Linked DNA regions of Homo sapiens: region 1 is linked to region 2. A link is an interaction called in ENCODE POLR2A ChIA-PET data of the cell type or tissue named here. Cell type or tissue: PC-9. All regions are shown on one strand. Links, peaks and the distances in the headings refer to the core of each region. The heading gives the core; the rest is flanking DNA.

What was found. Peaks named below come from ENCODE experiments on the same cell type or tissue, not always from the same donor. Only the 100,000 strongest peaks of a DNase experiment are listed, where the experiment ranks them.
Region 1: POLR2A ChIA-PET joins it to region 2 with 20 read pairs; 2 of 35 experiments call an interaction of 5 or more read pairs at or near these places.

The regions. Positions count from the first base shown.
Region 1 is chr5:121,271,845-121,280,964 of GRCh38, reverse strand. No RefSeq gene overlaps it. Among named protein-coding and RNA genes, the nearest start is that of FTMT, 580 kb to the left of the region's middle. RefSeq lists an enhancer at 6,131-7,330. In PC-9, for the core only: no CTCF peak of the experiment used is centred there; a DNase peak (open chromatin) is centred at 6,734; H3K27ac peaks cover 1,808 bases.
Region 2 is chr5:121,316,686-121,333,505 of GRCh38, reverse strand. LOC102467226 (a long non-coding RNA gene) reads right to left here and starts at 10,956. Exons shown (of 3, transcript NR_104999.1): 1 at 10,899-10,956; 2 at 9,436-9,465; 3 at 7,669-8,084. In PC-9, for the core only: no CTCF peak of the experiment used is centred there; no DNase peak of the experiment used is centred there.

The DNA.
Region 1 (9,120 bases), core at 4,121-9,120, 50 kb after region 2:
CCAAGATAGATTTAATGTTCTACTCAGCTTGACTAAAGCTTAGACAGACAGGTGTATTCCCGACTTTAGGTCCTTGACTTCCCTCTTTATAGAGCATTTACTAAAAAAAACAAAAACAGTACCAAAAAACAAACACTCATAATTGTAAATCCCTTTTCTGCTCCTTTGATATGTAATTTTTTTTTTTTAGAGATACAGCAAATTTAATGAGTGGCTAGAGAAACATTTCAGACATATTGTGAATACAGTCATAAATGTGAGAACTTGTAGGTTTGTTTTTTTTTTTTTTTTTTTTTTGAGACAGAGTCTTGCTCTGTTGCCCAGGCTAGAGTGCAGTGGCATAATCTCTGCTCACCGCAACCTCCACCTTCCAGGCACAAGCGATTCTCCCGCTTCAGCCTCCCTAGCAGCTGGGACCACAGGCATGGGCACCACACTCTGCCAATTCTTTTATTTCCAGTAGAGATGGGGTTTCTGCATGTTGGCCATGGCTGGTCTGGAACTCCTGACCTGAAGTGATCCACCTGACAGGAACATGCAGGAGCAAATGGCTAATTTCTTTTCTTTTTTTTTTTTTTTTTTTGAGATGGAGTTTCGCTCTTGTTGGTCAGGCTGGAGTGCAATGGGAGGATCTTGGCTCACCGCAACCTCCACCTCCCGGGTTCAAGCAATTCTCCTGCCTCAGCCTCCTGAGTAGCTGGGACTATAGGTGCCTGCCACCACTCCTGGCTAATCTTTGTATCTTTAGTAGAGACGGAGTTTCGCCATGTTGGCCAGGCTGGTCTTGAACTCCTGACCTCAGGTGATCCGTCCGCCTTGGCCTCCGAAGAGATATAAATCTTTGTAAAGGGTTCTTACAAGTTTTACAAGCCAGGGCTGTTCCTCAAGGATCTGAAAGTCATCTCTTCAAAATGTAATCATAGGGAGATAGCATGAACACCTTCCAGCATCTGGGAAGGGATAACTTATGCAGAATGCCTTGCTCCAAGTTGTGAAACAACCTCGTGTCATAAAAATATGAGAAAGCTTACTTTGTTTGGAAGGGGGTAGGAGGCAAAGCCAGTTATCAAAAGGAACAGCCCATGATCTTCTCTATGCAGCTGTTTAAAACCTCCAGTCTTTTCTTTGAATTGAAGGTGAGCTCAGACTGACTTCTGGCCTCCACTCTACTGCAATAGCCTTGAGTAAAATCTCCCTGATTGTCTACTGCAAATTTTCTTCTGATATCTGCTAAAATACCAATTCTACATCTTTTAAAAATAAGTTAGTATTCCTAATAATTTGAAATCATTAGGATCAAGTCTCACCTATTTGTTTTCAAAAATTTGTTTCATTTATTTAATTTTTGTAGCTTGCAGCCATTTACAACTTTCTCTTAAACTCTTTTTTTTTTATCCTATTAGGTAACAGTAAGACGGGAAAGGAAATTTTGCCAATTTTATAAATTTTTACTATTTCTTAGCAAAAGATAAACATCTTTGTTGTGGGGAGGTGTTACATGAATGGATAAAAGATGTTTGAAAAATAATCTACAAATGTAATTGTCCATGCTATCTTTCCCTTCCAGCTGCCACCTTAAATTAAGAATGGCCTAGTTTTGTAAATGTGTAAGAAAAGTACATTAAAAATGAAATAAAATATCCAAAGATAAATTAAATGGTGACCTAACCCAAATTTTTAATACATTTTTTCAAGGAGTCTGGAAATAATTGAGAAAATCAATGACTTAGGTCAGTATATCCAAAAGTCTGTTTCATGAAACACTAGCCCCCAGAATGCTATAAGGAAATATAACTCTCTGGGTAGATAATTGTGAAAAATGCTGCATATTATATTATCAACATGAAGATTCAAATTGCACAGTTTATAAAATCTAAGCATTTTGCTGTAAACCATGAGAACGTGTATAACTCAATAATTCCAAATTCATTTTTCTAAGGAAGTTTTCAAACTGGCTTATGATTCTTTTCAATGATTCTCATTGATTATATATACACATACTATATTGAGTAAACCGACAAGTTAGGAAGAATATTAAAATTTACTAAAATTATTTTGATATTTCATATCATCCTAATTGAGTTTTTATAGCAGGATTTGGCACATTTTTATTTTTTAATTTTAAATACTTTTATAGGCTTCTTATTTCTCCTAAAACAAAACCAAACTACTATAAAGTAGCATTCCAAATTGGTGCGACGCCCCAGCTATCATTGACCCAATCTGTTTATGCTTCTGCAAAAGAAGCTACGTATAATTTTTATGCCTTTTCTTTTTTTTACTTTTGTAAACATGGTTTCTTCTGTCTATGATCCCCTCCCAGTGTCACCCTCCTGAAATATATTGGTCTTTAAGGCCCAGTGCAAACACTGCGGTGTCCATGATAAAATGGACATGTCAGCCCACTTTTACAGGAAATGCCTCCTGTACAAAGACTGGAAAGCTAAAAACTGTAGTTTTTAGATTATTTTGCAGCCTGGGGTTATACCTAGAAGCTAGAAGGAATTTGGGATATATTGTATATCATTCAGATATGCTCTAAATTTGTAAGCCAGCAGAAGACACAGATTTTACTTCTGCTGCTGTTTTCACTGACAAATAAGATCTGGATGTATTATTTTTTTTTCTTATGGAAATAATAGCAGCAGTTGTGGTTCATAGTCTGGCTTCACGGCTGTCTCATGTATGATACATTGGATTTGCTGGTGTGTATTACAGCATGTATGCAATACTTCTAATGCAGGCTGCTGTAATAGCCAATTCATGTCTGCATCCTAACTCAGAAGTGGCAACTGAGTTAGAGTTCCAGCAGCTATTGCTGAAACTTCCTAATTACTCAGTCAGATTCCTTATCATAGAAGGGGATGAAGTTCCTCAATGGACAAGATCTGTTGTTTGGTTTTGGAGGCCATTCCATAAAGTCCAACTTAGTATGTTTCTTTATCTCTCCTAAAGATTTAAAATGAAACCTAGGTTAACAGTAATCAAAGCTCTTTCTATTTAAACTAGTCAGAGTAGACTCTGTTCTCTGCAACTAAATCCTGACCTTTAAAAATGTCATATCTTCTGATAATTCTCTCATTTTGGGGGCATTTCACTGTTTTCTTATGGCAATTTGTATACATTAATAGTGATTGTTAATTTTTATTTTATGCTTATTCCCTATAGTGAAATCTTACCACACTTTATAATTGCCACTTCATTCTTCTGTGTGTTCCAAAAGGAAAACCTTTCTTGTGTCCTTTTTATAAAATTATATTTGAGAAGCTTACCTTCTTTGGAATTCAACTGATTGCCTTGGTACTCAGCCCTGTGGTGGGTCTTTCTTATTTTGTTAGGCTGGGAACAACCTTCTCTTGTCAATTTCTAAAATTTAAGTGAAATCATAAACTACTCTTGTTTTTATGATTAATTTCCCAACAATAATTAGGTAAACATTTCCAATATGCTATGTATATTATTTATATTTTATGATTATAATTTACCTGAAATTTAATGTGTAATGTGACAGATAAACACATTTTTATTGAATGATGCTTTCTCACTGATGTGAGCTGCCAACTTTATCATGTCCCACAAATGAGCATCTACTCTGGACATTCTTTCCTGCTCTAATGAGCATCTATTCTTCAGATATCACCACCTTGTTCTTCTTGTTGTAACTTGTTAATGGATTTAATATCTGATAGCATATGTTTTCCTATCTATTCTTCTTTCAAAAAGTTCATGTTATGTTCATTTTTATTTTTCAGATAGAATTTATAATTCATTTAATTTTTAACAATAAGCTCATTGCAATTATGTAAAATTGATAGATTAAGTAAAGGAAGTATTTGTATTTTTGAGAATCATCTTCCTGTCTGGGAAGAAAAGGTAACATTCTATTTATTCAGTTTTTCTTTGATTTTCTAATACAATTTTACATTTTTATTCATGTAATTTTTGAATATTTATTCTGATTTTTATATTTGTTACTTTGAAAAGATATTTTGTTAAATTTTTAACTATTATTGCTAAATGCCAGTTGCACATACTTATGGGGCACATATGATATTTTTATATAAGCATATAACATGTAATGATTAAATCAGAATTATTGGGATATCCATTACCTCAAGCATTTATCATTTTTTTTGTTAGGATGATTCCAAATCAACTCTTCGAGTTGTTTTGAAATATACAATAAATTATTGTTAACTATAGTGGCTCTATTGTGCTACCACACACCAGATCTTATTTCTTCTACCAAACTCTATATTTTTGTATCCATTAACCATACACTGTTTATCCTGCCCTCCCCTCTATCCTTTTCACCCTCTGGTAACCATCATTCTATTCTCTATCTCCAAAAATTCATTTTTGGTTCCCACATAAGTGAGAACATGTGATATTTGTCTTTCTGTGCCTCACTTATTTCACTTAACATGTTCCCTAGTTTTACCCATGGTGTTGCAAATGGCGGGATTCCATTGTAATAATATTTCATTGTGTATATATGCCATATTTTCTTTCTTTATCTGTTGATGGAGACTTTGGTTGATTCTATATCATGGCTATCGTGAATAGTGCTGCAATAAACTTGGGAATGCAGCTAACTCTTCAACATACTGATTTCCCTTATACACTACTAGTGCAGATTTAAAACAGTACAGTCACTATAGAGAACAGTATAGATTATCCTCAAAAAACTAAAAATAGAGCTACCGTATGATCTAGCAATCCTACTGCTGGGCAGGTAGCTGAAAGAACATTTTAAAAAGCATTTCTCCTAGGGTTTTTATGGTTTTAGGTCTAACGTTTAAGTCTTTAATCAATCTTGAATTAATTTTTGTACAAGGTGTAAGGAAGGGATCCAGTTTCAGCTTTCTACATATGGCTAGCCAGTTTTCCCAGCACCATTTATTAAATAAGGAATCCTTTCCCCATTGCTTGTTTTTCTCAGGTTTGTCAAAGATCAGATAGTTGCAGATATGCGGCGTTATTTCTGAGGGCTCTGTTCTGTTCCATTGATCTATATCTCTGTTTTGGTACCAGTACCATGCTGTTTTGGTTACTGTAGCCTTGTAGTATAGTTTGAAGTCAGGTAGCGTGATGCCTCCAGCTTTGTTCTTTTGGCTTAGGATTGACTTGGCGATGCGGGCTCTTTTTTGGTTCCATATGAACTTTAAAGAAGTTTTTTCCAATTCTGTGAAGAAAGTGATTGGTAGCTTGATGGGGATGGCATTGAATCTATAAATTACCTTGGGCAGTATGGCCATTTTCATGATATTGATTCTTCCTACTCATGAGCATGGAATGTTGTTCCATTTGTTTGTGTCCTCTTTTATTTCATTGAGCAGTGGTTTGTAGTTCTCCTTGAAGACGTCCTTCATGTCCCTTGTAAGTTGGATTCCTAAGTATTTTATTCTCTTTGAAGCAATTGTGAATGGGAGTTCACTCATGATTTGGCTCTCTGTCTGCTATTGGTGTATAAGAATGCTTGTGATTTTTGTACATTGATTTTGTATCCTGAGACTTTGCTGAAGTTGCTTATCAGCTTAAGGAGATTTTGGGCTGAGACAATGGGGATTTCTAGATATACAGTCATGTCATCTGCAAACAGCGACAATTTGACTTCCTCTTTTCCTAATTGAATACCCTTTATTTCCTTCTCCTGCCTCATTGCCCTGGCCAGAACTTCCAACACTATGTTGAATAGGAGTGGTGAGAGAGGGCATCCCTGTCTTGTGCCAGTTTTCAAAGGGAATGCTTCCAGTTTTTGTCCATTCAGTATGATATTGGCTGTGGGTTTGTCATAGATAGCTCTTATTATTTTGAGATACGTCCCATCAATACCTAATTTATTGAGAGTTTTTAGCGTGAAGGGTTGTTGAATTTTGTCAAAGGCATTTTCTGCATCTATTGAGATAATCATGTGGTTTTTGTCTTTGGTTCTGTTTATATGCTGGATTGCATTCATTGATTTGCATATATGTGCTTGTGTTTTGTCTCTTCATGTATTAAAAAGTATAATGTAAATAAACAATGCTCTTATGATTTCCTGAGGAAACAAAACACATAATGAGGTTTTAAAGTAATTATCATATTAAATACAAGAGAAATAAGGCAACAAAAGAGAGATTATCTTGATAAGCTACTTAATGTTATTTTTATAACAGTAAAAACTAAAAGAGATAAATTAACATAATTTTAAAATTAAAATAGTTTTTAAGTTGAGATGTGGAACTGAGAAAATTGCAATTTAAATTACCTAGGATAAGAAACAATTAATGTAAATGTATATATTAGGACATGCTCACCCTGTTTTTAAATAAATACCTACATACAGTTTAATATTTAAAATTGACTTATTAAAATATTCTAATAGCAGAATTTCAGTATTTAATTTCTGAATTATGCTAAAATAGCTCCATCAGTGCTACAATAAGATAAGCAGATATAGTTTACATGAGTGCCAAAGTTTGAGATGCTTGATTTGTTAACCCCCAAAAAACGGGGTTTATTTGCCTGGTAACAAAGAACTCTTCCTGAGAAGGCAGGTTTTGATCAAGAGAAGTTTTATTACTTGGTACAAGTAAGGAAGGCACAGGAACTATTCTCCAAAGCAGTGTCTTTCTGAGGGAAAGTGACAAGGCAGTTTTATGAGAGGGAAGAAAGAAGAGAGAGTGAATCATTACATGTAAAGGAGGGGTTCCAGTAGTGCAAACACAGTGAGTCATTATGCCAACTCATAGGTCGCATGTCACGGTATTGAAGCTGTAGCATTTCTGGGGGTGGAGACATTAGCATGGTAATGAGGAAAGTTCACTTGGCTTCATCTATAAGTTGCCAGGATCTGTCAGAAGATGATTCCAACCAATAAAGTGATCATATTCCACACAGTGTTTGGGGAAAAACAGCCTGCAGGGCATAGGCTCTAAAACAGGCTGATTGCTCTGGTTGACTAATTGCCTATAATCTCTGGAGACCCTCCCTGTCTGCTTACAGACTGACTGTATAGTTTGCAATGACTCCTCTGAGGAAATGTTGCATAAAAATAATCTTGTCACTTGGATTTTTTTCTAAAAAAATGAATACATTAGAATACTGTGTAAATACAATTTAATAAAACTGCATTTTTGAATGATTTAGGTAATCTCTCAGCAGTTTCATGTTTTATTTTAATACATATTTTTAAATAATAAGGTCTATGTCAAACAGGAAGATGGAACTACTTGTCTGTTTGAGATTTATTTTTTAATCATAAAATTCATGTAAGAAATGACTTCTTAGAAAGACAAAACATTCTTTGAAATTAGTATTCTTAATTCATTTTAATTTAAATGCATCTACCAGGTAACCAAGAATACCTTACATATAAAAAAATGATGAAGGAAAAATTTGATAATTAAATATACCATAGTGAGTTACAATTTTTTACTTCAGCAAATATGGTGCCTTACCGGATGGGTGTGATGTCTTACACCTGTAATCCCAGCACTTTGGGAGGCTGAGGTGGGTGGATCACGAGGTCAGGAGATGGAGACCATGCTGGCTAACACGGTGAAACCCCATCTCTACTAAAAATACAAAAAATTAGCCGGGTGTGGTGGCACGTGCCTGTAGTCCCAGCTACTCGGGAGGCTGAGGCAGGAGAATTGCTTGTATCCGGGAGGCGGAGGTTGCAGTGAGCCAAGATAGCACCACTGCACTCCAGCCTGGGTGACAGAGTGAGACTCTGTCTCAAAAAAAGAAAAAAAAAAAAGTGCCTTACCTAACTTGTACAAATTAATTCTTATTTTCAACCTATCTCAGTTAACAAAAATAAAGTACATTGATTACAAATTAATAAATTGCACCACAAGAGAAAATCCAGATCCTGCAGAACAGTTATGATTAATAAGATTAAGAATGCAATTATATAGACTCAAAAAATATTATAAAAAATGTTGACGTGAACATATAAAATGAAAAACTACTGAAGATCATAATTGATATTGAAATGTTTTCAGTCAGATATTTTAACAAACAATGTATTAGTTAATATAATTACTTTTCTTTTAACAATGTAGGTGAATAAAATTGGGAGAAAAGAGACAAGGTGATCCACACTGAGAAATACCGAATGATGGGTTCAGACAGAAAATCGTCTACCTTGTAATTCGTCTACTTCATTTGTTCATCTGTTGGAGTAAGAGGAAAAGAAAAACATACCAAAGTAGGGGTTTTGGAAAATTTGTCTTTTTTTTAAATCATTTTATGAAGTTTAAATCTCTTTTTTTATAATGTAAATGATTTCATTATTCCATTCCTGCATTGATATGGTTTGGCTCTATGTCCCCACCCAAATCTCATCTTGAATTGTATTCCCATGTGTTGTGGGAGGGACCTGATGGGAGGTAATTCGAATCATGGGGTTGGTTTTCCCCATACTGTTCTCATGGTAGTAAATAAGTCTCACAAGATCTAATGGTTTTATCAAGGGTTTCTGCTTATGCATCTTCTTTATTCTTCTCTTGCTGCTGCCATGTAAGAAGTGTCTTTCACCGCCTGACATGATTCTGAGGCCTCCCCAGCCATGTGGAAATGTAAGTCCAATTAAACTTCTTTTTCTTCCCAGTCTCAGGTATGTCTTTATCAGCAGCATGAAAATGAATTAATAGAGTAAATCGGTACCAGTAGAGTGGTACATTGCTGAAAAGATACACAAAAATTTGGAAGCGACTTTGAAACTGAGTAACAGGCAGAGGTTGGAACAGTATGGAGGGATCAGAGGAAGACACGAAAATGTGGGAAAGTTTGGAACCTCCTAGAGATTTGTTGAATGGCTTTGACAAAAATGCTGATAGTGATATGAATAATAAGGTCCAGGCTGAGGTGGTCTCAGATGAAGATGAGAACCTTGTTGGCCACTGGAGCAAAGGTGATTTTTGCTCTGTTTTAGCAAAGAGACTGTAGCAAAGAGACTGTTGGCATTTTTACCCTGCCCTAGAGATTTGTGGAACTTTGAACTTAAGGGAGATGATTTAGGGTATCTGGCAGAAGAAATTTCTTAGCAGCAAAGCATTCAAGTGGTGACTTGGGTGCCGTTAAAGGCATTCAGTTTTAAAAGGGAAACAGAGCATGAAAGTTCAGAAAATT
Region 2 (16,820 bases), core at 6,548-11,547:
TAGCATTGTTTCAGATGACTACAATATCCAAATAGTTCTCTTTGTAGTAAACCAATATCTGTGCAGAGAGTAATCCCAGAGCTTCAGGGAATGATTCCAATTTAATATATTAATTGAATCAGAATTTTGGTTCAGTATACTCCCCAACTTGGACTGCTTCTTTTCAGAGATATAAATATAAATATATATATATTTATTATTTATTTTATATATATATATATTTGCTTCCTGTGATTTTGCACTAAATTTAGACCAGATTATCACATATGAAAGCAGTTACAAATAATATACATGCACTCAAAGCTGTAAGACATAGTTATATACCAGCTACAAAAGCTCTTGCACTGGGTCTCTAGCCTCTGGATACAGGCCCTGCCTCGAGCTTCTCTTCTCTCTTCTGTCATGAACTACCAAACAATAAAATCAATTATCATAAAAAATAGCACAGCACAAGTTTTCCTGTAAGTGAATCCCTATAAGTGAATCTGATTTGGAGACACATTGGGAAAAATGAGACCTTCTGGATTTAAAAAAGAGGCAGACAATATTTGCATATTTTGGTGATTAAAGTTAATATACATAAAACAGTTGAGTTTTGTATATTGAGTGAATATATTATTTGTAAAAAAATTGTAGGCTATGCATTCAAACCTCTGATCATCAAACACACATTACTTCAGCTGTCTTATCAAAGGTATTTTTTATTTTACAAATATAATTTTGACTAAGTTTGAAGTAAGTTTGAAAAATGTATTTTTTATACCTGCATTCTATGAAAGTAATAAAACATAAGATTAATACATTAATCAGAAATAAATTTTAGCTATTATTACAATTTAGTACTTGCAATAAATCTGAAAACAAGGCTAAATGCATTATAATTACTTTGATATACAACATAATGTGTTTGAAATAAATGCTAATTACAATATTAGTCATTATTGAACATTTGATAATACATAATAGCCTTGTGAATAGCAACAATATTTAAAAGCCTTGGAATGATGCATATTTGATGTCTCTACTTACTATTAATTGATGCTAGAAGTTTCTTATTTTTGAAGAGTCACAGACTAATGGAATATGTTTCTATATTTTATGTATGTTACATTTTTGAAAATAAAGCTGTATAGTATTAAATTCATTCAATTCAATACAAATAATTATAAGATTCTATGGCCCTTTATTGTTTTAAATGTATTTTTAGAGACCCACATACTTATCTGAACAATTTCTTCTAGCTCAGACTAAAAAGACTTGTGTCTATTCACAAGAATGGTGTATTAGTTCTCATGTTGCTAATTAAGATATACCCAAGATTGGGTAATTTATAAAAGTAAAAGGTTTAATTGACTCACACTTAAGCATGGCTGACCTTGCACCCTCTGAAGCAATGGCCTAAGCTGTACCTTGGCCTCTTTTAGCCATGGCTGGAGTGACTGGAATTCAGGGCACCAAGTCCTGAAGCTGCACACAGCAGGTGGGACCTGGACCAAGCCCAGGAAACATTTTTTCCTCCTAGGCCTCTGGGTCTATGATGGGAGAGGCTGCTGCAAAGGTCTCCCACATGTTCTGGAGACAATTTCCCCCATTCTCATGGAGATTAGCACTTGGCTTCTCATTACTTATGAAAATTTTTGCAGTTGGCTTGGATTTCTCTCCAGAAAATGCGTTTTTCTTTTCTACACCATCATGAGGCTGCACATTTTCCAAAATTTTATGCTCTGTCACCTTTTGAATGCTTTACTGCTTAAAAATTTCTTCTTTCAGATACCCTAAATCATTTCTCAATTTCAAGTTCCACAGATCTCTAAGGCAGGGGCAAAATGCCACGAGTCTCTTTGCTAAAGCACAGTTAAGAATCACCTTTGCTCCAGTTTCCAACAAGTTCCTCATCTCCATCTGAGACCACCTCAGCCTGGACTTCATTGTCCATATCAGTGTCATCATTTTGGGTCAAAGCCATTCAACAAGTCTCTAGAAAGTTCCAAAATTTCCCATATATTCCTGTCTTCTGAGCCCTCCAAGTCTCTAGGAAGTTCCAAACTTTCCCACATTTTCTTGTCATCATCTGAATCCTCTAAACTGTTCCAACCTCTGCCTGTTACCCAGTTCCAAATTAGCTTTTACATGCTCAGGTATCCTTACAGCAGCACCCCACTCTACCCATATCAGTTTCCTGTATTTGTCCATTCTCATTCTGCTAATAAAGACATACTCAAGACTGGGTAATTTATAAAGGAAAGAGTTTTTTATAAAGGAAAGAGTTTTAATTGACTCAGTTTTGCATAGCTGGGGAGGTCTCAGGAAACATAAACATGGCAGAAAGTGAGGCAAGCACGTCCTTCTTCACATGATGGCAGCAAGGAGAAGTGCTGAGTAAAAGAGGGAAAAACCCCTTATAAAATCATCAGATCTCATGAGAACTCACTCACTATCATGAGAACAGCATGATAATCGCCCTCATGATTAAATTACCTCCCACTGTGTCTCTCTCATGACACGTGGTGATTATGGGAACTATAAATCAAGATGAGATTTGGGTAGGGACACAGCCAAACCATATCAGATTGCTAAAATTATGTTTCCTAATACTGAAAGATCTGTTATTTTTAAACCTACCTGTAACAATAAAAAGTGAGACAGTTTAAAATTTTTACAATATTTACTTTGTTTAGTATTAGTGTACATCAAGCATGAAACATGCTATATGAGACTCTGGGATGGATATATGTAGTGTAAAATTTAGAAAAAATACTTAGTATAAAGTTTAATTAAATTAAGACATTAAATTCTGTAGCAAAATAGAGGATGATCTAAACAAAGTAAAATTGTTTGGCATAGGGGTATAATTTTAAATTCTATCCTTCTTCCCCCATACACACTTATGCAAAGCAGCCATTTCTCCCATGCCCACCACATCATCAGCAAGCCTGGGATCTAAATGTGTCTTTAACAAGAACTATAAGAGAGTTTCCTAGGAATCTTTCAGTTACTCTATATATGTTAGGAAAGAACAATCCTAAATATACCCCTTACCTGAATTCTCCAACTGTAGTAACAAATGAGAAGGCTTAGATCGGTGGTAACAGAGAACACTTTGCAGAACAAATGATCTAATTGTTTAGAAAATCACTACAAAAGTTGGATGAACCACTTGTCTCCAACTTCTGCAACAAAGAGCAATTCCTATTTCTTTTTTGTCCCACCTAACAAAATATTGGAGGCCTTTATCTTTTTTCTCTCTCTCTTTCTATTATCTGAACACTTTCACCAATTATTTCTAAAAGCAAAAAAATTAGAATTGCTGAGACTTTTAATTCACCAACTTAGCCTCATAGCTTTTGCCAGAATTTTTTTTCATGTGTGTGGAGATTGCATTTGGCTATATACAGTGATCATAATGAATATATGATTGAAGGAATACTTAAATTTAGTAAAGAATAGTACTTAGAAAAATCTGACAATGGATTTATTTGCTGCTTGTTTCAAAGCCACACTTTAATGGTCCATTTAAAAACAAATGCAATGCATTTGCTTGAACAGAATTTTATTATTTATGCCTTTGAGTATAGTTTAATTGTGTACTACAGACAGATGATGTTGCTATTATATTTTATTAATTTAGGAAGAAGTATAACTCTCTTTTGTTTTGAAAAGCTAAAAAGTTGTTGCAAGTGTCATATTATTTATACAGAAATCGCCTAAGAAATATTTCAAGTTGTCCCCTAAGAAAAATGTTTTCCTATTCTTTTGAATTATTGAGAAAAGTTTCAATTATTTAAACATTTTTAGTACCCCCTGCTAAACCTCTGATTATTTCAGTTCCTTGGAATAAATAAAATGATAATCTGCTCATTTAGAGTTAACTACAATGTATTCTCCAAGCAATCCATAAATACTGATTTTTTTTAAGTTTTTACAATTTATTGACTAAAGTTGCACAATCACTTTCTGCATAGTTTATTGTTTGTAATAGGAGAAATAGACATATAAAACAAATGAAAATTAACTTAAATATCTAAGTTTTAACGGAAGCATAAGCAGCACAGAGACAGCTTTGGAAGGAATTTAATAAGAAAGAGTTGATTGAGAAACTGTGATCTGATCAGCATTTTAGAAATAGTGTAGAGTGGTCAGCAGTTCCTAGGGCAGTGCAAAGGCAAAGCAATTTCTGTAGTTTCACCTTGAGGATGAAGTGAGTAACTCTCTCACTGGACAGGCTGAATGAAGCTTCCCTAAAAGGGCCTCCTCTGTCATATCCCATAACTTCCAAATAAATAGAAAGAAGATTCAGCAAATTGTAAAATTGTGTGCCCTTATTTGTGGCTTCTGAGTTGGCAGGGCATTGTTTAGACATGTTACAACTCTGCAGCAAAATAAAAAATTAGCATAGCTACAGCTCTATGCCACATAAGTTCTCCTTGTCATCCTATCACAAACAAAACCCCATTCTAGGGTGCCCTGATATCCCTCCTAACATAGAATGCACCCCAGAATCTCATAAAATTGATAAAATGCTACTTTACAAAATTGCTCTTGCTTAATTAATCACTGCTTGCATGCCAAGCACTGTCTCAAGTGCTTTATATTTATTGCCTCTCTAAACTTCATAACTGTAGGAGTTAAATGCTAGGAGCAAAATGGGATTTAAAGATAGATCTGGTGCTGGAGAGGATGTGGAGAAATAGGAATGCTTTCACACTGTTGGTGCGAGGGTAAATTAGTTCATCCATTGTGGAAGACAGTGTGGCAATTCCTCAAGGATCTAGAACCAAAATTACCATTGACCCAGCAATCCCATTACTTGGTATATACCCAAAGGATTATAAATCTTTCTACTATAAAGACACAGGCACACATATGTTTATTGCAGCACTGTTCACAATAGCAAACACTTGGAACCAATCCAAATGCCCATCAGTGATAGAATGGATAAAGAAAATGTAGTACATATGCACCACGGAATACTATGCAGTCATAAAAAGGATGAGTTCATGTCCTTTGCAGGGACATGGATGAAGCTGGAAACCATCGTTCTCAGCAAACTAACACTGAAACAGAAAACCAAACACCACATGTTCTCACTCATAAGTGGGAGTTGAGCAATGAGAACACATGGACACAGGGAGGGGAACATCACACACTAGGGCCTGTTTGTGGGTTGGGGGCTAGGGGAGGGATAGTATTAGGACAAATACCTAATGTAGATGATAGGTTGATGGGTGCAGCAAACCACCATGGCACATGTATACCTATGTAACAAACCTGCATGTTCTGCACATGTATCCCAGAACTTAAAGTATAATAAATAACATAAAGATAGATCTCCTTTATACTTTAAACTATTATTCTCAGTTCCCATATTTTGAGACAAAAGAGGGATAATTTAACCACACTTTGGTATTTGTAGTAACAGTTGTTCTTAAAAAATAATATGTATCAAAATAATCTGTAGGCATTGTAGAAAATTTAAAAAACACAGATTAGCATGAAGGAGAAACTAAAGATTACCTGTAATCACACCTCCATGAGAAAAATCGCTAACACATTCTGGTTTCATGGTGAAAATCTTGTGATTCCTTTTTCTCTTTTTTACATAACACATATACAACATAATACATAACAGAAATTGTATCATATAAACCCCTTCAGCTTCTTCTTCTTATTACTACTATTATTATCATTATTATTTTGAGACAGTCTTGCTCTGTTTCCCAGGGTGGAGTGCAGTGGTGCGATCATGGCTCACTGCAGCCTCAACCTCTGGGGCTCAAGAGATCCTCCCACTTCAGCCATTCAAGTAGCTGGGACTACAGGCGTACCACACTCAGCTTTTTGTTTTGTTTTGTTTTGTTTCGTTTGTGTAGAGAAGGGATTTCACTATGTTTCCCATTCAGGTCTTGAACTCCTGACTTCAAACTATCTGCCTGTGTAGGCCTTTAACTTATAAAACACTATTCACTCTTTCAGTAACTTGTCATGTTACTGAAAATTTAAATAATAAGGAATACATAGAAAACAAACCCCAATAGCAAAACTGTAAATGATGAAACAGAAAAACTGCAAAAGTGCTACAGTCAGATCTTTAATTTTTTGACTCTTCCACAGGCAACCTCATATACTAGAACAAAGAGAAACCTTGGCTTAATAAATGAGTTCCAATTTTGATTCCATTGCTCAGTAACTAGCTGGTTGTGCTAAGTATCAGGTTGGTGCAAAAGTAATTGTGGTTTTTAGAGTTGAAAGTAATGGCAAAAACTGCAATTACTTTTGCACCAAGCTAATAGCTAAGCATATTACCTAGCCTCTCTGAGCTTCAGTTTTTACATGTCTTTGGATAGCTTACTAATAACCATCTTAAATACTGAGACTGGCCACAAGGCAAATAAAGGGATTGGCATAGAGTGTTTTGCATCGTAAAGAACAGAAAATATGATTTTTAAAATAGTTCCTCATCCTCAAGAAAAAAAATTTTCCCAGGAGTTATGTGAGTGGAGATAAAATAAAGGCACATTAAAAATATATTTTTTGTTGATATTGGGAACAAACTTAAAAGAAAAAATATAAAAATAAGGAAGAAAACATTGTTCCAATATAATTCAACATGAAAAAAGTTAGTTTTTAATTTTTAAATATGTTACAGGAATTACAGTCAGAAAATGATAAACTATTTCGACTCCATAGGCAAAAACCCTAAAGTATAAATTTGTTTAGAGTATAAACACAAAATAAAATTTAGAGACAATTTATAAAATCTAATGAAGTCAAATATAGAGTTGAGGCATAGAGTAGAAAAATACAGTGAAATATTTCTAGTATTACAGACAAATGGAAAGCATGGTTGCCCTTAAGAAAAGAAAGAGAAAAACTTACCCATAGTAACCCAGATGTTTATCTCCTTTGTTTGACAAAAGTTGCTATATTGATATATTAGATGGGAAAAAATGAAAGACCACTTTTCATTTCTTATGAACAAAAGAAAATACATGAATTTTTTATTTTCAGACTTTCTGACCCCCAAAAGGCATTGAACTTTCTTTGAATTTTGATGTCTTCATAATTTTAACCTTATCCAAGACAAATATTTGTATAGCTTTAAAATGATGAAGCCCTTTGAAAGTAGTAGCCAATTTCTTATACAGTCAACTCCACTAACTACCTCAATATTGTAATGACTTACATTTTTTACTTTGATTTAAAATTTAATTTCTTTTAAATGAAATCAAATGCCCTTGCTCTGTTTTTCTTGTGCTGGTTTAGAGTTGGACCTTGTTTGTTTTAGCTACATCCATTATACTTTTACCATTTTAGCCCAGACCCATTAAATCCATCTTACCACACAGTTTCCTCTCATATGGAGATTATGGATTCTTGTTTTTTCAGCTTGTTGTTGGCTCCTGGTCATTATTTTTCCACCAGTGATTCATTCAGCCTACTTTTAAAGCTTTGAGCATATTTACTTAGGCAGAATGTAGTTAGTAGAGTAGTAAGAATGTAAAAATAAAATGCAAATAAAACTCAAATTCTATTTCAGAGCTTCTAGAGATTTTGCTGTAAGTAACATCCCTTTGGCAATGAACTAGTTTTTTCATAAAGTTTATGGGATAAACAAAACATTTTTAACTGTCAAATGACTTGATAGGCAGGCTTGACTTTGATATAGTAATGAATTTAATTTTACAGTTAGTATTTTTCCTCTTTTCACTCCAAAATGAAAAGCATGGATATTTCAAACAATGTTTGTGACCCTCTACATTCTTACATTTATATTCTTCTTTATTGTACTTTTTATATAGATAATTCCTTTATAATCTAAGCAACAAGCGTATAAGGTAAATGCTTTCTTTCTGTTTTAAAATGATGAAATTGAAGCACAAAAATTGTAAATGGCTCGGTAAAGTTCTTGTATCTAGAATCAGCTGTAGTAAATCCAATCAAATTGCTCTGATTCTAATTCTGGGTGTTTCGTATAACTCCAGTGTTGTTCCTCTAGTTCTTTGAGGTCGACATTTTTCCTTGTCTTCCTTCTTGTGTCCTTCTCGTCTTCCCTTCTTCTACTTAGATTCATTCTGGACACTATGCTAGAAGGAAATATTATTTTCCTCAGTGTAGTTGAGCCAGTAGTTTCGACTAGGACTAGAATATTTTGCATATAATCAGTGGTAGGCCAGAAGGAAAGAATTTTAAGAATAGAGAACTCTGGAAAGAGTGATCAAAATATAGAGAGCATTAAGTTCAATATGAGGTTTGATATATTGCGTAGCATATTCACGTAAATATTTTCTGTTTTTCTCTCTTTGAGGTATTTCTTCCACCCTAATTTTAACAAATTATGGCGCTAATCAGATACAGTAAGCTATACTCTGTCTCACCTCAAATTTATTCTTAACCTATTAAGGCTTGTTCTTCAGTTTAACATTTCACTAATGACTCTCTTTAAAAACAAATTGACTCTTAAATATTCTTTCTCAAAGACATATGTTATAAATAACATATATGTTTATCAAAAGATAAATAAAACTCAGATATAATGAAAGTATAAAAAACTATTACATTAAATCTTCAGAATATCAAAAATAAATAATCATTAATATGGAATTATCAAAATTTACTATCAATAGAAAGACCTCTTTCTAAAAGGAGGTCTTTACACAGACGGAACATTATCTCTGACATTGATCCAGTATTGCAGAAAAAAAAAAAAAACCTCAAAAAATGAATGTTGTCTGTTTAAAATAATAAATTAATGAAATGCTGAGGTTTAAAATATATGAGGAATTAGAACATATGACAACAATAGCTCAAAATATAAAAAGGGAATAAGTGTGGTCATAGCATTATAATATCCAAATTCTAATATTGCATGGTTTAAATTAGACTCTAATATGCCAAGGAATATTAAGGAATACACTGCTATCAGATAAATAGAACAAAATATAACAATAAAATTATATTGATGTAAGCAAATGAAGTCAAATAAGGAGAAGAACTATAAAAACAAAGGAATTATAGAATTGTAGATATAAACTGAAATTCATCACTAAACACATGAAATAGATATTGAGCATATTCTCCTGTTTAGAAAAAAACTATCAGATTCTGGTTTAAAACAATAAAAATAGCATCATTAACAACTATTTAAAAATTACAGATATAGAGACAGAACAGTTGAAAGTAAAAAGATTGAGAAATATATGAAATCATCAGGAAAACTAATTTACTTCTAACAACAAAGATTTTAAATCATACGCATAACAAGACATAAAAAGGGCATTTCTTTATGAAATAAAGCATGGATTCTGCAGGAAGATATAACAATCCTAAAGGTATCTAAGTATCAAAATTTAGCTTTAAAGTGTATAAATTACAAAGTTGATAAAATGTGTATAAGAAATAAATAAATCAATAATAATATGAAAATATTTAACATACCTTTTAGTTACTGGTGAGAATATAGGGGAACTAAGGATACAGAAGATTGAAAACTTATTTTACAAACTTTACATAATAGGCATATATAGACTTCTGCACTCAATGACTGCACATTATCCCTGCTTTTAAAATTACAAATGATAATCATAGACATCGACCACATATTGAAAAATAGAGAAGACCTTAATACATTTCAAATGATTGAATCATAAAGAGCATTTTCTCTAGCCTCAGTGGTATGAAGTGAAAAAATCAATCAAAAAATTCTAACTTTAAAAGAAAACACATCTAAATAACCCATGTTTTTTTAATGATATCACAGTGGAAATTAGAAATTATTTTAAATGGAATGGAAATAAAATTGTGGCACATAAAAACTTGTAAGAATTAAGTAAGACATGACTTAGGGACAAATATATATATATATACTTAATATATACCTTGCCTGTATATTTTATAAAAGAAAGACTGAATATCATGTCTTTAAGCATTCATTTCAAGGGGCTAGAAGATAACGTGACAAATTAAACTCACATAGAATTAAAAGAAATATGATAGAAATAGATGAATTAGAAAACAAGTATAGAATATAGAAATATCAATGAAGCCAAACACTAGTTCATTAACACACTAATAAATTTGATAAATCAATATCAAAATTTAAAAATGAAAATTATAAATTGCAAACATCAGAAATAAAAAAAGTTTACTTCTATACCAATACTACAAATATGAATAATTTCTATGGCAGCTTTATGTAAAAACATTTGAAAATTTTGATAGAAGTAAAAAATTCTATAAAAGCCCAAGCTTACCAATTCTGATTCAAGAATAAATAGAAAATGTGTAGAGCTTTATGTCTATTAAAGAAATTGAATCTGCAAGTGAAAATCTTCAAAAAGGATAGATTTAGCAATATCTTTTTCTATTATAAGTAACAACTAACATCAATCTTACAAAACAGTCTTTCAGGGGATAGTAAAAGGGCATACCTCTCACTCTTTTTTGTGCCAGCATAAGCTCTATACCAAAATCTGACAACAGCATTAAAAAGATATTAGATATAGGGCAATAAAAATCATAAACAGATATGCAGAAAATAGAAAAAACAGCATATCCAATTGCTCAGTAATGTATAGAAAGTACTATAGATCACGGCTAAGTTTCATTTCAGGAATACAAAATTGCTTTAATAATCAAAAAGCAAATAAACAATTTATTACATTAACAAAAGATAAGCTCACACGATAGACGCAACAAAAGGATCTCACATATTTTAACACCCAGGATTTTTAAAAATTATTAGCAAAATGGCAATGATAGAAAATTTATTTTCTTTTTTAAACATAGGAGTGACCAAATTTTTATTTTTAATTACTTACTGAGATATTACTGACATACAAAAAGCTTTACATATTTAAAATATACAAATTGATCAGCTTGGAGATAAACAGTATACTTACAATCATGGCAGAAGGAGAAGCAAACATGTCCTTTTTCACATGGTGGCAGGAAGGAGAAGTGCCAAGCAAAAGGGGAAAAGTCCCTTATAAAACCATCAGATCTCATGAGAACTCACTCGCTATCACGAGAACAGCATGAGGGTAACTGCCCTCATGATTTGATTACCAGGCCCCTCCCACAACACGTGAGGAATATGGGAATTACAATTCAAGATGAGTTTTGGATGGGGACACAGCCAAACCATATCATCTTATAAGTAAAGTAATACATTTTCTGGTACTTTCATTCAATATTCATTTCATCTTAAATAAATCCAGAGAAATTCAACAAAAATTCACAATTCAGTCACTGGCTTAAGCCACATATCTTATTTATGTGGAATAAGCCAGATTTACATAAGCAAATCCAAATTTCTAGCTTAGTATTATATTCTATTACATGGAACACTGCATATTTGGAATGAGCAATTTTTAAATAGATTTTAGCCAATCTATTAATACTCTGTCACTAATGGTTTTTACTGTATCAGTCCCATTGGTTACTGAGTTAACTTGGTTTTATTTTTTCTTGTTTTAATTCATTTTCAATTTAGTCCCATTGGAGACCATACAAAAACACAAAAATGTTAATGTTTTTATGCTGAAAACTACATTGATGAGAATGCTAGAAGGTGTATGTTATTCTTCATCCAGTGCCTGATGTTAGGTCACTTATAAAATAAAACATAACATCTTGGAATACTAAAGGATGTTTGAAGAATATAGGTAATCCATTTATACATTTTCATTGAAAACTTAAAAAAATAGAAATAAAACGAATACTTCTTGAGCTCTACAAAAACTTCAAGCCCCTACCATGGCTAACTTATGTTCAGCTTTTTAATACTTCCATACCTTACTTTATGTTTTTAAATACAATTATAAATATCTAACAGATACACTGTCCAGTACATATCTGATACAGTAATATGTGTCAATCTGCTATGAATGTGAACTGATAATTATTTCAATTTTGTCCTATTTTTAAGGCTGCTTCAAATATATTTTCTGCTTTTTCCATCTATTCAGATAGTCCATCTAAAATAGTAACATATGAAGTAGATACAGAAAGCTAGAACATGTCTCAGCCCTGCATTTTGTGGGTCTAAAATTAAGTTTATTAATTCAGATTAATTTTACAAAATAGTAATATCAATATGAAATATCATGTTCCTTAATGCATACTTGTGTTTTGTGACAACAGGTATCATTTCTGTTCAATGTATACACAGCACCTAGTATGTTAACTGGCACATTAGTTTGTATTCAAAAATTGGTGTAAACTTGAATGAATGCATTGAGAAAAATTGTTATAAATTGAATGATATGGAAATCTAGATAGCATATCTTAAAAGCCAAGTTTGTCTTGGTGAATTAAGGCCAAAAGTGCATCAGTGGGCAAACATCTATTGATCCTAAGGCTCAAAATAGATTGAAAACTCTGGCATTCTCATGAAGTATAATTTTCTTCACCTAGGCAAAGCCTGCCATTGTGCCAGAATCATCTCTGGCACATTGGATATTCTATTTACAGTATTATTATAATTACCACTATTTTTATTCTTATCTGCTCTTGCATTACCTTGGTTTAGGGTGATACTCAAGCCAGTCATACTTGCTTAGGAACTTGGTTTCCTATCCCATGTACAAGTTCCACTATATTAATTATCTGAAGAGCCATTTGGGAAACTGAAATATACCAAAAGTAGGAACAATTAACTTGTATTATTCTTCCACAAATATGGATAGCAACTGATTTAATAAACCCATATACCAAAAATGATTAGTCTAATGTAGGATATATTAATGTACTTTTCTTTTTTGCATTGTGTGTATGACTTTTTTATGCTCAGCCACAATGACAGATGAAACTATCTAGTAATTCAATCACAATACATTCAGCACTGAAAATGCAGCTTCTTTATTTTTCTATCCTTTCTCACAAACCACTATCTCGTAATTTTTCTTATTTGTAGAGCTGCACTTGCATTCAATTATTGTTGACATCTGCATGCCCAGTCATGGGCAAAGATGGGATACTTTGCTCCTAAGTGCCAGGGTACTCAGATATAATTCAGTCACAGTTCCTTAAAGGCTATTGTATTAGTCCATTTTCATGATGCTGATAAAGACATACCCAAGACTGGAAAGAAAAAGAGGCTTAATTGGATTTACAGTTCCACATGGCTGGGGAAGGCTCAGAATCATGACAGGAGGTGAAAGTCACTTTTTACATGGTGGCAGCAAAAGAAAAATGAGAAGGAAGCAAAAGTAGAAACCCTGATAAACCCATCAGATCTCGTGACACTTATTCACTACTACATGGATAGCACGGGAAAGACTGGCCCCGATGATTCAATTACCTCTCTCTGGGTCCCTCCAACAACACGTGGGAATTCTGGGAGGTACAATTCAAGTTGAGATTTGGGTGGGGATACAGTCAAACCATATCAGCTATACACAACATTCTCATATGTCATCAACATATTCAAGTTTAATGAATTGTTTTGGTTAGATCATATGGGCCAATTGTGAGAATTGCTTGTATTGCATTCAAGACAAACTACAAAGATTCTTTTGTTCTTGACTTTTTTCAAAGCTGTTTTGTATTTTCATTTCATTTCCTAGTTATGGATACTTTTATTTGGTATATACAAAATAGTATTTTGTATTTTCATTTAGGCAGAAATGAAGTTACTGGTCTGAATTGGTGAGCCCTGGGTCAACACACAGGCAACAGAAGCTCCTACAGAGTAAAGGGTAGAAGGAATTGCCAAGGAGGGGAAGTGGTAGATTCAGCTTTCTAGTTTGAAGCCAGTGACAGCAGTGTGATTGGCCCTGCTAAAGAAAGAGGCCAAAAAAAAAAAAAAAACAAACACAAATGCTGAAAAAAAAAATCACTATGAAATTGATGCAGGAGTTTTCTCAGCCCCTTCACTGGACTCATGGCAGGGGCACCCCATCTACTCAACACTCTGTGCTCAGCCCCTTGTGGGAGGGAACACATGAGTGAGCTAGTGCGAGATCAAGATGGCCACTCCAGGCACTGACACAGGAGCAAGCTCCACATGGGGGCCCATGGCCAGACCAGGTGTGTTGCCCTGAGGGGAACACAGTGGCACCCAAGTGAGGGTGCCTGCAACCCCAAAGCCTCAGAGGGGGTGTTACAGTGGTCTTTTAGTTCTGCTGTCTGCAGTATGATAGACAGCAGTGTGTTAGCAGCTCAGTTGGCTCCTTGCCTCATTGCATGGTGTGGCTGCTCTCCACCAATGAGGGCAAAGCACCAGTGTGACAGCCTTTTCTGGGTACCCTCACTTGGTGGGTCCCAAGCTCTTGTCCAGTGGCCAAGAAGAATGAGGTCACAAGGACAATTGAAGGATGGTGAAGGTGGAGAATGTTATTGATAGATGAAAACAGGTCTCAGCAGAGAGGGGAGTTAGAGAGGGGAAAAGAAGGGCAGGTAATCTTCCCTGAAGTCAGGTTGTCTCTTCTCCAAAGTCAGGCCATATTCCTCTCTACCAACTGAGTCTGGGGCCTTTACAGGCACAGGATGGAGTGTGCATGATGATTGTTTTGTGAGTATGCAAAAAAGCTTAAAGTGAAAGCACCATTTAAAGGTGGGTAGGGCAGTGTAGAAAGCCAATTAGAAAAGGTTAGGTGTATGTAAAATAGGTGAAGAGTGGGGATCAGAGGAAAGCAAGCCAAATAGGAGGACAAGTTCTCAATCCGGTGCTTGTAGTTTAGCTTTCAGGCTTTAAACTGTCTTTGGCTTGGAGGTGGGTTTTCAAAGGGTACCTGCCCCTACCTACCTAGGCACTTGGCTTCCTTCTGTCCCTATCAAATTGACACTGGATAAACTTAAGGGTATGGATGGAAGAGCCAGGCATTTGATCAGGATCAAGACATAAACTAAAATTTCTAGTGGCCATGTTACTGGATCTGTGAAAGTCCTCAAATAGCAACAGACTATCTTTAAATCACCATTGAGAGGGAGAGAGGAGGAGGAGGAAGGACAAGTACGAAGAGAAAGAAGAAGAGAGAGAGTTTATGAAGGGGAATGAAATGTGTGCAAACCATGTATTGTTGTTGTTGTTAAAAGTAAATGCAATAATTGTAAAGCCTTCACTGCACTAGAAATAAAAGCCTTTTGTAAAGGCTTTATTTAATTGGGTCCAAAAATACCCCAATTAAAATGTGCAGTTGGCAAGTTGGATAAACAAGCAATGTTTAAAACAGGTTGTCAAGATACTATATTCATTTTATGAATTTGACCAAAAAGACAAAAGGAACAAGAAACCTCTGATAGATTATTAGGAGACTTCAAGAGGAATTGTAACACTCAATTTACAATTACACCAGTAAAACTGCAAGGATAACTAGCAAGAACTATCTTAAATAATTAAGCCCAGAATCAAAGGTTTCAGAGTAGAAGCCATATTTCTCAAAAATAATTCCTTCCACCATCCCTTTACTTTTTCAGAATTTTAGAGTTGCACCCATAGTAGGATTTCTAACTCCCCTCAGACTTGCCCTCTGATTGAACATCTAATTGTAGCATTTTCCGTATGTAGCCAGAGGCAGTCCTCATTCATATTTCTCTTTGTCCCTTTACTTTTTATTTCCTTATCTCTTAGAAAACTTTGGAGATTACTTCACCATAATCTTTTTCTCTTATTATGTGTGTTTTCAAGGTATATTTTGTCCAGAAAAACAGATCTAATAATGCAACAGAACATTTGGTAAGTTCCAGTAGGAACAGCAAAAGTTAAATTTCAGTAATTAGCATCTGTTGATATCTTTATTCTTGCTAAAAACTACAGCTTAAAGAAACAAAAATTACCAAGTGTCATAATGTCTTTAATTACCAGCTTTAAAATATAGGATGAGCCTGCCTACCCACAAAGCCTCTGCCACCAATGTGAATGCACACGCTGAGGTCTGAAACCCTGCCCCACCTGTGCCACCACTGCTGCCCATGTGAATGCACATGTGGACACTGACAACACCACCACTCCACCCCTAGCACAACCACCATCACTGCTACAAATGTGTGCATGGAGGTTGGCAGCCCACACCCAGTAACACTCTGCCCCACCTCTGCTGCCAGCATGAGTGCATGCAGGAACACTGCAGCCCCACTCCTATGGGTACCCTGCACCCAGTCAATGTGCAAGCACCCTGCCACCTTGCTGCTGCTGCTAGCACATGTGAATGAGCATAGATCCCATTGCTGCCGATCTAACAAAGCACTTTCACCAGCATCAGTCATCAGAGTGCTCTGGCCAGGATCTGGAAACACCTCACCCCTTCCAGCACAGCCTCCAGGGGCCAGAGAACAAAGCTGGGGGCCTGACACCAGGCCCCAGGGTTAGAGTACCCAGGCCAGGAGTCCTAAGCTGAGTCTTTTCCCTTGAAAATCTTCCAGAAATGAAGCTAGTTTATTGAACCCAGTGTTTACCACAATCAAACCCTGAAAGTTTAAAAAAAAAAATGTAACAGCAAAAACACCTATACGAAGGACAGCAACTTCAAAAAATGAAGGAACAGCAGTCTACACAGATGATAAAGAACAAGTACAAGAACTCTGGCCACTCAAAAACCAGAATGGCCAAATGACCACACTAGTTCTCCAGTAGTGGTTCTCAACCAGGCTGAAATGACTGAAATGACAGACAGAATTAAGAATATGGACAGAAATGAAGATCATCAAGATTCAGGGGAGTCCAAGCATTCTAAGGAATACAATAAAATGATTTAGGAGATGAGAGATGAAATGGCCATCTTAGGAAGGAACCAAAGTGATCTGATAGAGCTGAAAAACTGACTTCAAGAATTTCAGAGAACAATCACGAGTATTAACAGCATGATCAACCAAGCTGAGGA